Regions from separate parts of the Homo sapiens genome. Here regions 1 and 3 are each linked to region 2. A link is a loop called in an ENCODE intact Hi-C map of the cell type or tissue named here. Cell type or tissue: CD4-positive, alpha-beta T cell. All regions are shown on one strand.

What was found. Peaks named below come from ENCODE experiments on the same cell type or tissue, not always from the same donor. Only the 100,000 strongest peaks of a DNase experiment are listed, where the experiment ranks them.
Region 1: it touches region 2 in a loop (10-fold over the local background); 75 of 110 quality-filtered maps call a loop at or near these places.
Region 3: a loop joins it to region 2, with 4 times the contacts of the local background. A loop is called at or near these places in 7 of 110 quality-filtered maps.

Annotation. Positions count from the first base shown.
Region 1 is chr10:71,381,568-71,386,567 of GRCh38, forward strand. No RefSeq gene overlaps it. Among named protein-coding and RNA genes, the nearest start is that of CDH23, 13 kb to the right of the region's middle. In CD4-positive, alpha-beta T cell, CTCF peaks have their summits at 2,826 (motif pointing right) and 3,026; a DNase peak (open chromatin) is centred at 2,854.
Region 2 is chr10:71,809,889-71,814,888 of GRCh38, forward strand. CDH23 (cadherin related 23) reads left to right here. Exons shown (of 70, transcript NM_022124.6): 61 at 1-188; 62 at 584-681; 63 at 1,427-1,547; 64 at 1,623-1,702; 65 at 1,825-1,865; 66 at 2,067-2,127; 67 at 2,592-2,721; 68 at 2,880-3,002; 69 at 3,356-3,460. LOC124902446 (a long non-coding RNA gene) reads right to left here and starts at 2,870. Exons shown (of 2, transcript XR_007062185.1): 1 at 1,604-2,870; 2 at 1-737. RefSeq lists an enhancer at 1,175-1,677. In CD4-positive, alpha-beta T cell, CTCF peaks have their summits at 2,241 (motif pointing left) and 2,441; DNase peaks (open chromatin) are centred at 2,243 and 2,682.
Region 3 is chr10:71,567,311-71,572,310 of GRCh38, forward strand. It overlaps CDH23 (cadherin related 23), which reads left to right. Exons shown (of 70, transcript NM_022124.6): 8 at 3,480-3,608. Among named protein-coding and RNA genes, the nearest start is that of CDH23-AS1, 58 kb to the left of the region's middle. RefSeq lists enhancers at 281-1,102, 4,504-5,000. In CD4-positive, alpha-beta T cell, CTCF peaks have their summits at 2,853 (motif pointing left) and 3,057; a DNase peak (open chromatin) is centred at 2,881.

The DNA of each region.
Region 1 (5,000 bases), 430 kb before region 2:
GGATGGATGGAGAAAAGGCAAAGGGAGCTGGGAGCCCACTTTGCTTTCCATGGATGCTGTCTGATCCCTTCAACACTGGGGTGTGATCACTGCCTTGCAGGTCCACAGACTGTCTCATCCTCTTGGATGTGAGCACCACCATGGAGCTGAAAACCTTTCTCAGTTTTTTTCGCTCCTAACCTGCCTTCCACAGAATCAGGCAAGTAGTCGCTAATCCTCTCCTGTTGGCTGCAGCCTGCTCCCACTGTGCAGCTAATTCCACCTTCCAACTTAATCATCATGCTTAGCACTTTCAATAAGGGCTTTTCATCTTCAGAGCACTGCTCAGCCATTAGCTGATTACTGTAATCTGTCCAACTCCCAAGACGTCAACCAGCATGGCAATGAGAGGCTTCCCTTATTCTCTTGGAGACTCAGTTTCCTCATCTGTAAAACTGGGTTAATATACCTAACTGGCATGGTCGGTGTAGGGTTTCAGTAAAATAAAGTCCAGAAAGTGTCTGGCACTGTCCTTTGACACCTAACAAGCCCTCAGTAATTGTTTATTATCTGTTTCCTGTATGGTGCAGAGGTTAACTCTCATTGGAGAGCCCAGAAAAATCTGGATTTGAATCCAGCTTCCTCCGCTTAAAGTTACATTTCCTGAGCCTCAGTTTTCTGATCTCTAAAATGGGGGTGATGGCACTGCCTCAGTTGGCTGAAAGATCAAATGATGTGACATATGTGTGTGATGTGCTGGGCACAATGTGAGTCACCTAGGAAGTCCTTCCTGGAAGGAAATGGAGGCAGGGAAGGAGAAGGAGGCTGTAGTGCTCCTTGGGAAGGTGCTAGATAATTCTTTTCTCCTTTGTCCCTCAAGATGTTTGAGGGGAAGAAAGATGCCTATTGTACTCACCATTACAACCCCAGCCAACTACCCCCTTGCCCAGCTGTGTGCTCAAAAAAATAAGTAAAGGAATTCAGTGTGCTATGGGTGGAACTACATCTCAACAGGACTGGAGAGTTTATAGAAGACTTTCAGATTTTTCTTTATCTCACAACCAGAGAAAGTAAACAGGCCAGGGATTATCCCCACATATTACAGACGAGGAAACTGAGGCTCAGAGAGAATAAACACAAGGCCTGCAAACGTTAAGAGCTAGAGCCACCCCATCCCAATTTGGATGCATCAGGAGACGTGTCTAAGCTTTGCCCTCCAGAGGAGCTAGGCCTCTGTCTCAGCTGGAGTTACAGGTCTTCTTGAGACCTTCTAAAGCTACAAGGATTCTGCCTGCTAGCCCTTCCTCTCACCCTACCTGGTATGGGGCTGTATCCCAGTGCGCCTGTTTTTAGTTACTGAGAATTTCAACATCAGGGCAGCCATGAACAGCTGCTGTGGTTGTAACTGTGCAACTCTAGCAGAGGGATCTCATTCATCATAACAGCAATGAATCAGCAAAGAAGTTAAGTCCTCACCATAAAGTTGGGGGTGACTCTAGGAGGTGATAGAGGGCCCTCTCTATACACTGACTGGGCCTGGGTTAGGAGTCCTGTTCCAGGAACCAGGGCTCCTGGCATTCCCTGAATAGGCAGGGTCTGGCATCAGAGTGGCAGCATCAGGAGGCTGATCTCCGCCCTTCCTAGGGAGAAGCGTAGGAAGGACTTGGGAAGTGAACCGTAAGTTTCAAAATGTGAGGGAGTTAAGGAAAGGGAGCAAGACTCTGAGCTGGGTACTTCACGTGCGTTATTACCTATACTGTATCATATGTAAGCAATAATTTAATCTGATAATAAGACTCTTTGGGGCCGGGTGCAGTGGCTCACACCTGTAATCCCAACATTTTGGGAGGCTGAGGTGAGTGAATCATTTGAGGTCAGGAGTTCAAGAGCAGCCTGGCCAAAGTGGTGAAACCCTGTCTCTACTAAAAATACAAAAATTAGCCAGGCAGTAGTGGCGCACGCCTGTAATCCCAGGTACTGGGGAGGCTGAGGCAAGAGAATCATTTGAGCCTGTGAGGCAGAGGTTGCAGTGAGCTGAGATCATGCCACTGGACTCCAGTCTAGGCGACAGAGTGAGATGCTGTCTCAAAAAAAAAAAAAAAAAAAAGACTCTTTGGATAGGCACCATCAACCCATTTTACAGATGAATTAAATGGGGCACACAAAAGTTAATTAAGTTGCCCAAAGGGTGACACAGCAAGGAAGTGGCACAGGTGGGATTCAAATTCAAGCCTACCTGACTCCAGGCCCCACAATGTTGCCTCTAGTTGTTACCTGCATTTTATAATAAGGAAGGCAGCCAAGGCCCAGAAATGGGCAGTGATTTTCCCAGAGTCACACAGCCAGCTAGTGGCTGGGCAGAGACTGAAACCAACAGTCCAGACTTCCAGTTCCAAAATGAGCCCATAAAAGTACCTGGCCCGTAGGAAATCTTCAAGTCGTATTTGTTTTTTCATTTGTTTTTCATTTTTGTTTTAGAGACAGGATCTCACTCTGTTGCCCAGACTGAAGTGCAGCGACACAAACATGGCTTACTACAGCCTTGACCTCCTGGGTCAGGTGATCCTCCTGCCTCGGCCTCCCAAAGTGCTGGAACTACAGGCATGAGCCACTGCACCCAGCCATCCATTAATATTTGTGATAGAAACAAGGCTAGGGAGAATCCCTGGATGGCTGAGGATAGGGGAGCAGCGGGGAGGAGCAGATGGTAAAGAACAGGCCTTGCTGGAGACCACCAACCTGCTGCTTTTTTCTAGGAGTTGCCCTTTAGCCTTCCCTTCAAAGTAGGGCTTGGGGAGGTGACCCAGAGCTGGGAGGGGTGAGAGGTGTCGTGCAGCACTCGGCCTGCAGGTGGCGCCCCACACTGCAGTTCTGTACTCCCCCAGGGAATGGGAGCCTGCAGGGGATTTTCCTGTGGCTGGGCGGGGTGGGACCAGGGCAGTGGGTCTCTCACCAGCGTTTTCAGGATGCCCCTAGACAACAGCTCCCCTCTCACCCTGGCCGCCTATGCCTGGCTGTGGCTGTGGCAGCAGATGGCTGACAGGGCCCAGATGGGAACTCACACCTCAACTCCTTCCTCCCTGGTCATGCCCTCTGCAGGGCCCTGGGTGAGAAACCTCAGAAGGACTTGAGGTCATCCAGCTGCTTGACCTTGGCCAGTTTACTGAGCCTCTTGGATGCCTACTTTCTTCATCTGTAGAGCAGAAGTGGGTTTTATTTCCAGGGTACTGGGAGGATCAGATGGAACATTTATAAAATGCCTGGCCCAGGCTGGGCATGGTGGCTCACACCTGTAATCCCAGCACTTTGGGAGGCTGAGGTGGGCGGATCACGAGGTCAGGAGTTCGAGACCAGCCTGGCCAACACGGTGAAACTCTGTCTCTACTAAAAATACAAAAATTAGGGCCGGGTGCGGTGGCTTACGCCTGTAATCCCAGCACTTTGGGAGGCCGAGGTGGGTGGATCACCTGAGGTCGGGAGTTCGAGATCAGCCTGGCCAACATGGAGAAACCCGTCTCCACTAAAAATACAAAAATTAGCTAGGTGTAGTGGCACATGCTTGTAATCCCAGCTACTCGGGAGGCTGAGGCAGGAGAATCGCTTGAACCTGAGAGGTGGAGGTTGCAGTGAGCCAAGATCGCACCATTGCACTCCAGCCTGGGCAATAAGAGTGAAACTCCATCTCAAAAAGAAAAAAAAAAAATGCCTGGCCCATTGCAGGCACTCAGCAGACGGGAACTGTCAGGATTATTCCCATGGACAGTGGCTGCCTGTCCTGATGTCACATCTGCCTGGCAGCTATCTCTTCTTAGTCTTTCCCACCTCACAATGGCAATCCATCACACCATGCCTTACCAGTCACCGCCAAGCTCTGTTATCCATGCCCTACAGACCTGGTACTGCCTGGAAGACAATATAGAAGAGCAGTTAAGTGGAAGGCCCCAGTTCTCACCGTCTGTGTGCAAAACCTTGCCTCTGCGCCTTCCTGTGTGGCCTCGGTCGAGCGGCTCCCGTGTTGCAGATTCTTAGTGCTCAACACTACATAGCACAGGCTCCTGGAAGCTAGGTTAGAGCCATGTGACTCACTAGCTCTGGCCAGGGAAATGGGGGAACAGGAGTGACGTGGGCATGTGTCACTCTAGGCCAAGGCAGGTAAGAGACTGTGGATTCCTCTACCCTTTCTTGCCCTGCCACAGTGACCTGTGTGTGGCCAAAGGGCCTTGTGTTTCCATGGTAAAGCACTAAGATAGAAGCACCCTAGATCCCCCAAGCCACTCTCAGAGGAAAGCCACCCCACCAGCATCGTGTTATATATGAGCAAGAAGTAAACTTTTATTGCCACTGAGGCTTCAGGGTTTGTTTATACCACAGTGTAACCTAGGTTAATTTTACGGATGCAGCCTCCCTGTGCCTCAATTTTCTCATCAGTGAAAATGGGGATAACAATAGCACTACTGTCATAGAGTTGTTGTGAGGGTTAAATGAGATCGTGGATGCAACCCTCTTAAGATGTAAAAATCTTAGTTTTTATCATTCTATGGGAAGATACAGAACAGTATGAAATGATCCTACATGCTCAGAGCAAGCGGGGCCCTGGGAACTTGAACTCACATTTCATGTTTAGATGAGGACACCAAGGCTTGGGGCAGAGGAGGGGATGCCTTGTTCAAGGTCATGCAGGCAAATGGTGGGAGAGTCAGGGCTGAATCCTGACTTTCTGAGCCCTGTCCAATGTATTTTCAGACACATTTTGGTCCCTGCCTTCTGGGAGCTCATGATCTAATTGGAAACAAGACAGACATACTGTGGAAAGATCATTCAAGATTCCATGCTATACCCAGATGCGAGAGTCATCCAGACAGTGAGGGTTCTGAGGGCCAGAGGAAGACAAGGACCTGGGGGGTCTGGGAAGTGGGCAGAAAAGGCTTCTGGGAGCTGATGGGATTTGAAGAACGGATTTCAGCAGAGAGGAGGAGTGGGCAGAGGGCAATGGTGGGGGAGACAACAGTATAATCCCAGGC
Region 2 (5,000 bases):
ACATTGTGGCCCGAGACCTGGCAGGCCACAACGACACGGCCATCATCGGCATCTACATCCTGAGGGACGACCAGCGCGTCAAGATCGTCATTAACGAGATCCCCGACCGTGTGCGCGGCTTCGAGGAGGAGTTCATCCACCTGCTCTCCAACATCACTGGGGCCATTGTCAATACTGACAATGTGCAGGTGCCTCATGGGCCCACCCGGGGCCGGGGCAGTGGAGGGAGAAGGAAGGGGAGGCCAGGCCACAAGGAGAGACAGGGCATTGTGCAAAGGCCAGGGCGTGAAAGGCAGTATAGTCCCTACTTAGTCATTTCCTATCAGTGCAGCTTTGATAAAGTTCTCCCAGGTCTCTGGGCCTCAGTTTCCTCTTCCATAAAATGGGGCCAATAATAAATAGTACCTGGCCAAGTGTGGATGAAGTGATTGGCACCGTGCCTGGTCCTCAGCAAACATTCAAACATTCAGTAGTGAAGGGTCTATTTGCAGGGAAGGGCAGAAGGGGTTCCTAAAAGAGGCCTGCCCATCCCTGTGGCCCCCTGCTGTGGTGGCCACACCCTACAATACCCCTTCTCATCTAGTTCCATGTGGACAAGAAGGGCCGGGTGAACTTTGCGCAGACAGAACTGCTTATCCACGTGGTGAACCGCGATACCAACCGCATCCTGGACGTGGACCGGTGAGTCGGGGCCTGTGTTTGGACTGTCAGCCTGTCTGTCTGCCTGCCTCCCTGCCCTGGAGTAGGGGAGGGGACACACCAAAGGAGACACAGACCACACCATCAGGCCCACTGTGTGGGGCCATCTCCCAGACTGGGGCAGGGCTAGGAGAGAGAGCAGAGTTTGGGGGTATGAGCAACTCTGTCCCTCTGAGCCTCCCTCTCCCCATCTGTAACATGGGAGTATTCAGGCCATGCGCAGTGGCTCACACCTGTAATCCCAGCACTTTGGGAGGCCAAGCCAGGTGGATCACCTGAGGTCAGGAGCTCAAGACCAGCCTGACCAACATGGAGAAACCTCGTCTCTACTAAAAATACAAATATTAGTTGGCATGGTGGCACACACCTGTAATCCCAGCTACTCAGGAGGCTGAGGCAGGAGAATCGCTTGAACCTGGCAGGTGGAGTTTGCAGTGGGCTGAGATCATGCCACACTGCACTCCAGCCTGGGCAACAGAGCAAGACTCCATCTCAAAAAAAAAAAAAAAAAAAAAAGGGAGTATTCCATCCACTGTAAGGATGGAACAGGATCCTACATGAAGGTTCGAGGAACCTTGTAAAACACAAAGCTGTCCCAGCCGGTGGACCTCAATCTTGCAAGGCTTGGGGTTGTTGAACTTTGGAGGCTTGAGGCAGGAGCAGAGCAGACTGTCGGTGGTGGGGGAATGGCTGAGGAGGAGAGCTGAGACCCCTGCCCCTCGCCCAGGGTGATCCAGATGATCGATGAGAACAAGGAGCAGCTACGGAATCTTTTCCGGAACTACAACGTCCTGGACGTGCAGCCTGCCATCTCTGTCCGGCTGCCGGATGACATGTCTGCCCTGCAGGTACCCGGCGACCGTGCCCCACAGCCCTAGCCGCCCTCCCCACTGCCCGGGCTTACCCTGGTCCTGCTCCCGCAGATGGCGATCATCGTCCTGGCTATCCTCCTGTTCCTGGCCGCCATGCTCTTTGTCCTCATGAACTGGTACTACAGGACTGTGTGAGTGTCCCCCACCCCTGCCATCAGGGGGCCGACCACCTGCTCCCGGATGGCCACGAGGCAGGCAGGGCCTGAGACGTCAGCTTGGCCCCCCTCACCAGCCCCTCTCTGCTTCTCTCCAGACACAAGAGGAAGCTCAAGGCCATTGTGGCTGGCTCAGCTGGTAAGTGAGGGCCATAGTGGGGACACAGGTGAGAAGGCAGTGGGCTGGGGACCTGGAGTGCCCACCGGAGCCACAAGCCTGGCTCAGGCCCTTCACTGGGCCCAGGACCATGCCCCGCACCCCATCCTCCCTCACCCCCCAACACCACCCCTACCCCTGGCTATGCCCCTCCCCTCCATGCCCCAACCCTTCTCCCTGCAGGGAATCGTGGCTTCATCGACATCATGGACATGCCTAACACCAACAAGTACTCCTTTGATGGGTGAGTGGGGTACTGGCCCTGCCCGGTCCCCTGCGGGGAGTCCTGCCAGGACCCAGCTGGGGAGAGCTGCAGTCTCCCAGCGCTGGGGCTGCCGAAACCCAGGCTGTGGGCGCCCCCTGGTGGGCGGGCCACCCTCCCTTCACCCTCCCTCCACCCTCAGAAACCACGTGGCTGACAGGGGCTCTCCACCCCAGTGGGCCTCAAGTTCCAGGGGATGCAGACTTTGGGCAGTGGGTGCAGGGTGAAGCCTCTGCACCAAAGGCAATCCAGACTGACATGCGGTCCTGGTTCCAGCAGGATCCTATGGTGGGAGCATGCACCACAGGCACCAGGGCCTCACACCCCAAGTCAGTGAAAGGCACTATATGGCCAGGGAAATGGGCAGGATGTGGGGTGAGGCTGGAAGGGCACCTGTCTACTCGAGCCTTCCCTCCCTCCCCACCCTTTTCCCTCCCCAACTGCAGAGCCAACCCTGTGTGGCTGGATCCCTTCTGTCGGAACCTGGAGCTGGCCGCCCAGGCGGAGCATGAGGATGACCTACCGGAGAACCTGAGTGAGATCGCCGACCTGTGGAACAGCCCCACGCGCACCCATGTGAGCCAGAGGCGGTCAGGCATCACAAGGGGCAGGGGTGGAGGGGCTGGGTCTTTGCAACCTCTGGCCAAGAAGCTGGGTTCTTTAAGGGGTGGCCCCCTCCCTTGTACATGTGTGTGGGGTCTGCCTCTGCTCCAGCTAACATCCCCTCTCCCCAGGGAACTTTTGGGCGTGAGCCAGCAGCTGTCAAGCCTGATGATGACCGATACCTGCGGGCTGCCATCCAGGAGTATGACAACATTGCCAAGCTGGGCCAGATCATTCGTGAGGGGCCAATCAAGGTGAGCCTTCCCTGCAGGCTCCGCGCCCAGTCCCTTGGCTGAGGTTGGACCCCACTCCAGAGAACACAGGGTGGTAGAGACCTCCAGGCTCAGCTAGACCCACCCTCCACTGGGGCGAGAACACCAGGGCTGATGGGGGGCTACTCCAGCCTGCGGTGGCCTTAAGGGCAGGGCTCAGGAGTGAGTCCACCTGTGTCCAGGCTGGCCACTGTCTCCAGGCTCTGCCGCTGATCCTCTGCCCTAGGATCACCAGGATCAGATGTCCGTGTACCCCTTACTCCCAGAGGGAGTGGGCGAGGGGCGGGGCAGGCAGGGGAGGGCCTTGGTGGGGGTTAACCCTTTCCCTCCCCCAGGGCTCGCTGCTGAAGGTGGTCCTGGAGGATTACCTGCGGCTCAAAAAGCTCTTTGCACAGCGGATGGTGCAAAAAGCCTCCTCCTGCCACTCCTCCATCTCTGAGGTAGCCGGCTGGGTGGCTGGGAGCTGTGTGCTGTGCCCCAGCCTGGGGATGCTCTCTGTCTCTTGCTGTCCTGCTGTCCTTCTCTATGTCTCTGGAGCTCTGCAGCCAGGACCAAAGACAGCAATGGGTGGGGGCCAGGAAGTCAGACAGCAGGATCTGCTTTCTGGGCTTTTGGGGGCTTTCACAGGAATGGGGTAGTCTCTAAGGCAGTCTTTCTCTGATTAGAGGAAGACCTCAAGAACATACCTTTGGGGGTGATGTCACTTTAAGAAACCCGGCTGGGTGCGGTGGTTCACACCTGTAATCCCAGCACTTTGGGAGGCTGAGGTGGGAGGATCAATTGAGGCCAGGAGTTCGAGACCAGTCTGGCCAACGTGGCGAAACCCCATCTGTACTAAAAATACAAAAAATTAGCCGGGCCTGGTGGCGGACGCCTATAATCCCAGCTACTCAGGGGGCTGAGGCAGGAGAATTGCTGGAACCCAGGAGGCGGAGGTTGAAGTGAACCAAGACCATGCCACTGCACTCCATTGGGTGACAGAGTGAGACTTGTCTCAAAAAAAAAGGAAAGAAAAGAAACTGGCCGTCAGGGTCAAATAGGCCTACATATGTTTGCCTGTAATGATTATGTCAACACTTACAAAAGTCAGGCTTTACCTAAAAACGAATCTCCAGCTGGGCCCATATTCTCAACAGGAATAAGCTAGTCGAATAGCCTCATACAGGAGGACAACAGTGCCAGTTTCAAGTCTCCACCCCACCTATTTATCCTCTGCAGCTTGTCCTATTGACACTTTCTGCCTGGACACAATTAGAGGTGATCTGCTTGAGGCCAATTTGGCAACAAACCCAGATACCACAGTTGCATCCCAGGATGTTTATAGAGCACCAAAGTTAATACATAAAATTAAAGATTCTCAGCCAGATGTGGTGGCACACGCCCATAGTCCCAGCTACTCAGGAAACTGAAATGGGAGGATCACTTGAGCCCAGGAGTCCGAGGCTGCACTGAGCTTTGATTACGTTGCTGCATTCCAGCCTGGGCAACAGAGAGAAACCCTGTCTCTAAATAAATAAAGGGCAGGTGCGGTGGCTCACACTTGTAATCCCAGCACTTTGGGAGGCTGAGGCTGGTGGATCATCTGAGGTCAGGAGTTCCAGACCAGCCTGGCCAACATGGCGTGCCTGTAATCCCACCTACGTGGGAGGCTGAGGCCGGAGAATCACTTGAAGTCAGGAGGTGGAGATTGCAGTGAGCCAAAATCGCGCCACTGCGAGACTCTGTCTACACACACATACACACACACACACACAATTTTCACAAGAAGCCGATACACACACACACAATTTTCACAAGAAGCCGATACACACACACACACACACACACAGATTTTCACAAGAAGCCAATCCTCCCAAGAACCCATCTGCAGCAACTTAAGCATTCATGATTCCCCTTTGCAGGCAGTTTGAGAAACAGAGTCTGACAGGCCTGCTGCGGTAGGAGCCCAAGGTTCAGCCACATAGCCAGTGGGTCTCTGGG
Region 3 (5,000 bases), 240 kb before region 2:
GCCTCTTGCTCTCTGGGACACAGGACAGAGGTGTTCACCCAGCTGTGTCCTGACACCATCCAACCTGCAGGGCCCAAAGGAGTTCAGGCATCCTGCCTCTACTCCACAGAGTGGTGACATTCCACATCATCCCTCTGTGCCAAGCACATTGCTGGCCCCTGGGAATTCCAGGATGAGTGAGTCAAGGGCAGAAGGCAGGAGAGGGTAATTATCCCATCTGATGGCTGACTCTGTTGAGGGTCACACAGCCCATGAGTAGTGGCGGAGCAAGAACCCAAACCAGGTTGTCCACCTCTCAGTCCAGTGCCCTGACCACCATGCCCCATGGCTAGACATCTCCAGGTCTCAAGAACATCGCAGCATGCCCTTTGTGCCAGCTGTTTGGGAGATCCTGGGGAACAGGCAAGCCACACTCTAAATAGGGTCCTCCCCCTACCCGCCCCCTCTCCTTGCTCCCAGCTGCTGCCTCAGGGCATAGCTGGAGCCATCAGCTGGCAGCAGGGCCGTAAGCTGGCCTGTTGTCCCTTAGATTCTGTTGACAAAGCTTACGCCAAGAGCAAAAAAACATGGGAGTCCCTCTCAACCCTCCAGGTCCTATCTGCCTGACACTCAGCATCCACTCCTGACCCACATAGCTGTCAAGGGGCCTGCCGGCAGCGCTGGGGGGCTCTCCTTGGTAGGTCACAGGCTCTAGATCCAAGGCTCTGGATCTGGACTGGGTCCAGAATCCAGTTTTGAAAGATGGGGTGCCCCCAGACTTGGCCAAGATGCAGAGAGAGGCCTCAAGACCCAGGAAATGCGAACTTCTTGTTTGGCCCTGGCCCAGTGGCTGTGGGGAGGTCACTGCAGGTGACACTCACGTTCTTTCCTTCTCCCCTGTTTAAGTGTTAGTTGCCTGGGAGGAGCTGTGTGCTGCTGTTTGTAAAACTGACCTCAGAGGTCAAGGGGACATGCAAGCCCAGGATTTGCTTTTTGTGCACATTTGCCTGCACCTTCCATGCAGCCTGGCACCCACACATGCGCTGCCCCTCCACCGCACTGTTTGCACACACCAGGGCCCAGAAACACGCAGATGCTTGCCCGCTGTGGGATAATTTCCACCCACCATAAAAATGGCTTTGGACCGTGGGGAATAGACCAGAGCTGGGCACAGGCAAGAATCTGGGTGGCGGGGCCTATCAAGAGGACTGGGCTCAAGCTGGGATGATGAATACAGTTAAATTGCTGTTACTCTCCCAGTAATCAGGCTTGGAAGCAGCAGAACAGGAGGGGCCCTAGAAGTCCCTCTCTAGATGGCTTCTCCCTTGCTTCTGGAGGAGCTGACACCGAGTCCTTCTCGGGGCTGGTGCTGTGCCCTTGGCTGCTGAGCACTTCCCCAAGGAAGGAGATTCTCGGCCTGGCATTGCGGGCAACAGTGTCAGTTCCCAGCCACCACTGAGCTGGTACCAGGATGGGGAAATTGAGGCATCCTCTGGGAACAAGCTGCTGAGAGCCATGGGCCCCAGAGTTACAGCTGGGAGCCTGACAGGATCACTCCCCTTTCCCCACCACAGAGTCCAGAGTGGGCTGGGCAGGGGCATTTGTGGCATGAACAGGACTGCAGTCACAGGTATGGGACAGAGAGGGCCTGTGCCAGGCTAGACAAAAGCCAGCTGCCTGCAAAAGCCTGGTTATGGCAAATCAGAGCCACTGGCATCCCCTGTCCAAGAGGTCAGGGGACTTGTTTTGAGCTTCCCCGCTCCAGCCCTGGGTGCCTGGTGGTCATTCAGGTCCCTAGCTGGGAGCTCTCCCCATGGGCAGTGCCCAAGCCTGCCGTGTGGGCCCCAGTCCTGGAGCCTGGGAGGCTGCCTGCCGAGAACCTCTCTGCTCACCTCCTGCTTCCAGACCTTCCTCTCCCTTGCAGCACCCACTCCCATCCCTAAAGGCCCTCCCACCCTCTCATTGGCTGTCCCTGAGGATTCCTAAAGACAACCAGCCCTCCCTTCTCCTAGGCACAGCAGCTCCATCTCTGCAGGCCAGGAGGAGGCACCAGGCTTCTTGGAACTCCAGGAATGCCTTGCTTCATTCAAGTCACCCCAGACAAACTAAGGGAGAGCTAACCTGGGGACAGTCGCTCCTCAAATCTTAGCTCAGAGAATGTTCGAGCCTGAGGGGCCTTAGAAGTCATTCACTTGAGCCCCTTCATCTCACAGAAAAGGACATCAGATTCCCAGGGGGAAAAAGAACTCATTTGAGGTTACTCAGCAAATTAAGAGACCGAACTGATGTTAGAGCCCCAAGTCAAAACTGTTAGTGGCAAATTTTTATGTGAAAGGATCTGAGTTTGAGTTCTGGCTACACACTTAGAAGTTGTATGACTGTGGACAAGTTACTCAGCCTCTCTGAGTCTCTGTTAACTCATCTGAATAATGGGCTCATCATAACTACAGATGCGAGTGAAGTGCCCGGTAGAGTGGCTGCCACGTCATCTGTACAAAGCACTGCAGTTACTATTATTGCTGGCTATTGTTATTCAGTTGCAGCAGGCTACTTAAACAGTAGAAGATAGATTTGGAGTTTTCTTTCTTGCCAAGCATTAAAAAAAAATTTTTTTTTTGAGATGGGGGTCTCGCTATGTTGTCCAGGCTGGAGTGCAGTGGCTATTCACAGGTGCAATCTTGGTGCACAACAGCCTCGAACTCCTGGGCTCAAGTGATTGCCCCACCTCAGCCTCCTGAGCAGCTGGGACTACAGATGCATCGTTGAGGTTTTATACAATGAAATTCCCAACTGACGGTTTAAATATTGCTTGCCTGGCTGCAGGGGGATGGCCTGTGTGACCTCTCAGGAGTCTTTCTCGGAGTCCCCCAGATGTCACAGACCCTGGAGCTCCCCCTGCTGGTTGGATTGGGAAAAGTCACTGAACCAGTAAATCCCCAGCCCAAAGCAAGGGACTCATGAATGCAGGGACACAGGTGCCAGATTAATCCCCTCTGTGGCCTTTCTTCTGAGGAGTCCCCATCTTTGTCAATCCTCTGCTGCCCTGGGATGAGTGGGGGCAGGAAGTGGGCACAGAGAGGGGTGGTGACCTCCAGCTGAACTCAGCAAAGGAGCTGAGGGCAGCACCATATCTACTCCAAGCTGGTCATCCCACCACCGGATGTCCAAGGAAGTCAGGCCTGGGCTACTAGGGGCTGGAGGTCTAGCTGTACCCCAGCCCTGCTTTGTAACACTGGATAAGCTGCCTTCCTCTGGACCTTGGGGATGCTGTTTGTGTTTTCCTGTACAGCTCAGAAATCACCATGGCTTCTTAGAATTCTTAAGCTTCCTTTTACTAAGCCCTTCCCTGCTGGAGTGCAAGAGCATGGGTGTGTGTGTGCGTGTGCATGTGTTTGCACTTATGTGCTGCACGGTGCAGGTCTGTGTGTGTGTGTACATATGTGTGTGAGTGTCCCCACCATCACTCAACCTAAGGCTGTGTGTTCTCTCCGCTCTCTAAGGATCAAGACAAGACCAGGCCTCTGTCCACCCTGGCCAACTTGGCCATCATCATCACAGATGTCCAGGACATGGACCCCATCTTCATCAACCTGCCTTACAGCACCAACATCTACGAGCATTCTCCTCCGGTAAGACTCCTGGCCCTTCCTTCTCAGAAGTCCCTTCTCAGAGGGACTTCCTTCTGAGCTCCTGTTAGGGATGGGCCCTGTTAGTGGGCTGGGCTCCTCCTTGGCTCCTCCGCAGTCCCTGTGCGTGGCAGTGATGAGTGTTCTGGCACAGCGAAACCCCAGCCACTCTTCACACCACGCCCATCTCCTCACCCTCTCACTCTACCCAAGGGGCTCTGTGTGGCAAAGAACAAAGGCTTCCAGGGCAAGTAACGGGGAGCCATTCAGACAGACTTATGTGGAGGGATGGGGATCCCATGGAAAATTCAGCCTGTGCTGAAGAATGGACTCAGTCTGGCTCCACAGAACATCAGTGTGGCTCAGCCGTGTCTCTGCCGTGTCAGTCTGTCCCTCTCTGCTGATGAGCACTGCCAGAGAGGGTGGCAGCTGCCCTTCTTCAAGGGTCCTCTTGGCCCCGGCTCTTCCCTGCGAGCTTGCAGCTCCTTCTGCCCTCCCTAATGCCCAGTCTTTGGATTTCTTAAGTCCAGGTTTCCAAGAAAGGCTCCTGATTTTTCTGGTGTGTTGCAAGGTCATAGGTCACCAGCCTGTAGATCGGCTACCCATGGGTGTCTTAGAGGACAAAACATGCCTCGGCCCACTCTGCAAGGCTGTGGATGGAGCAGCTTTGCTCAGCTGTGGGCCAGACGGGCAACGGCAGCCATCTCTAGTCTCATAACCATTCGTGCGTCTGTGCAAACTTGAATGCAACACCGGCTGTGGGTGGAAAAATTAGAAAAATGCGCCTCCCCTAGGCAGTCACAATCCCTGGTCATTAGCTTAGGGAACAGCGTTTGGGGAAAGAAAAATGAGCCCCTTCTTTTGAGAGAACTCAGTGTGCTTAAAGGAAGGACTCAGCTTTGGGAGCAAAGTGGGGCACCCGCCTAAGGCTCGTGAGCGTTCAGGGCCCCACCCGCACCCCTGCACAGGCTCACAGAATTGAGTGTGACAGGTGAGCTTCCCTTGACTGGGGTGCAGGCTGTGCTCCTGGGCCTGACCCCTCATTTGGAGACCATGGCTGCCCTGGCCACTGGCCTCCCTTCACAGCATGAGGCCGCAGTCTCCTGGTGTATGGGGCTGGCATTTGGCCACTTCCTTCTTGGGACAGGTGTGGAGGGAGGCTCTAAGAAGCAGGATCCTTTCCGGCCTGCTACTGTTGAGTGTTTGAAGCTGCTTTGAGAGTAGAGGGGGACAGATCAATGCCCCCAATTCCCCAGCCTTCTCTTTCTTAGCATTCCGTGGGCAGTGGGAGCCCCTGCTTTTGAGACTGAAGGCTGTCTCTTCTCAGCACAGCCCAGCCCATTTCCCATGACTTTCCTAGCCCCTTTTCTCTCTGCCCCTAGCCCAACTTTGCCA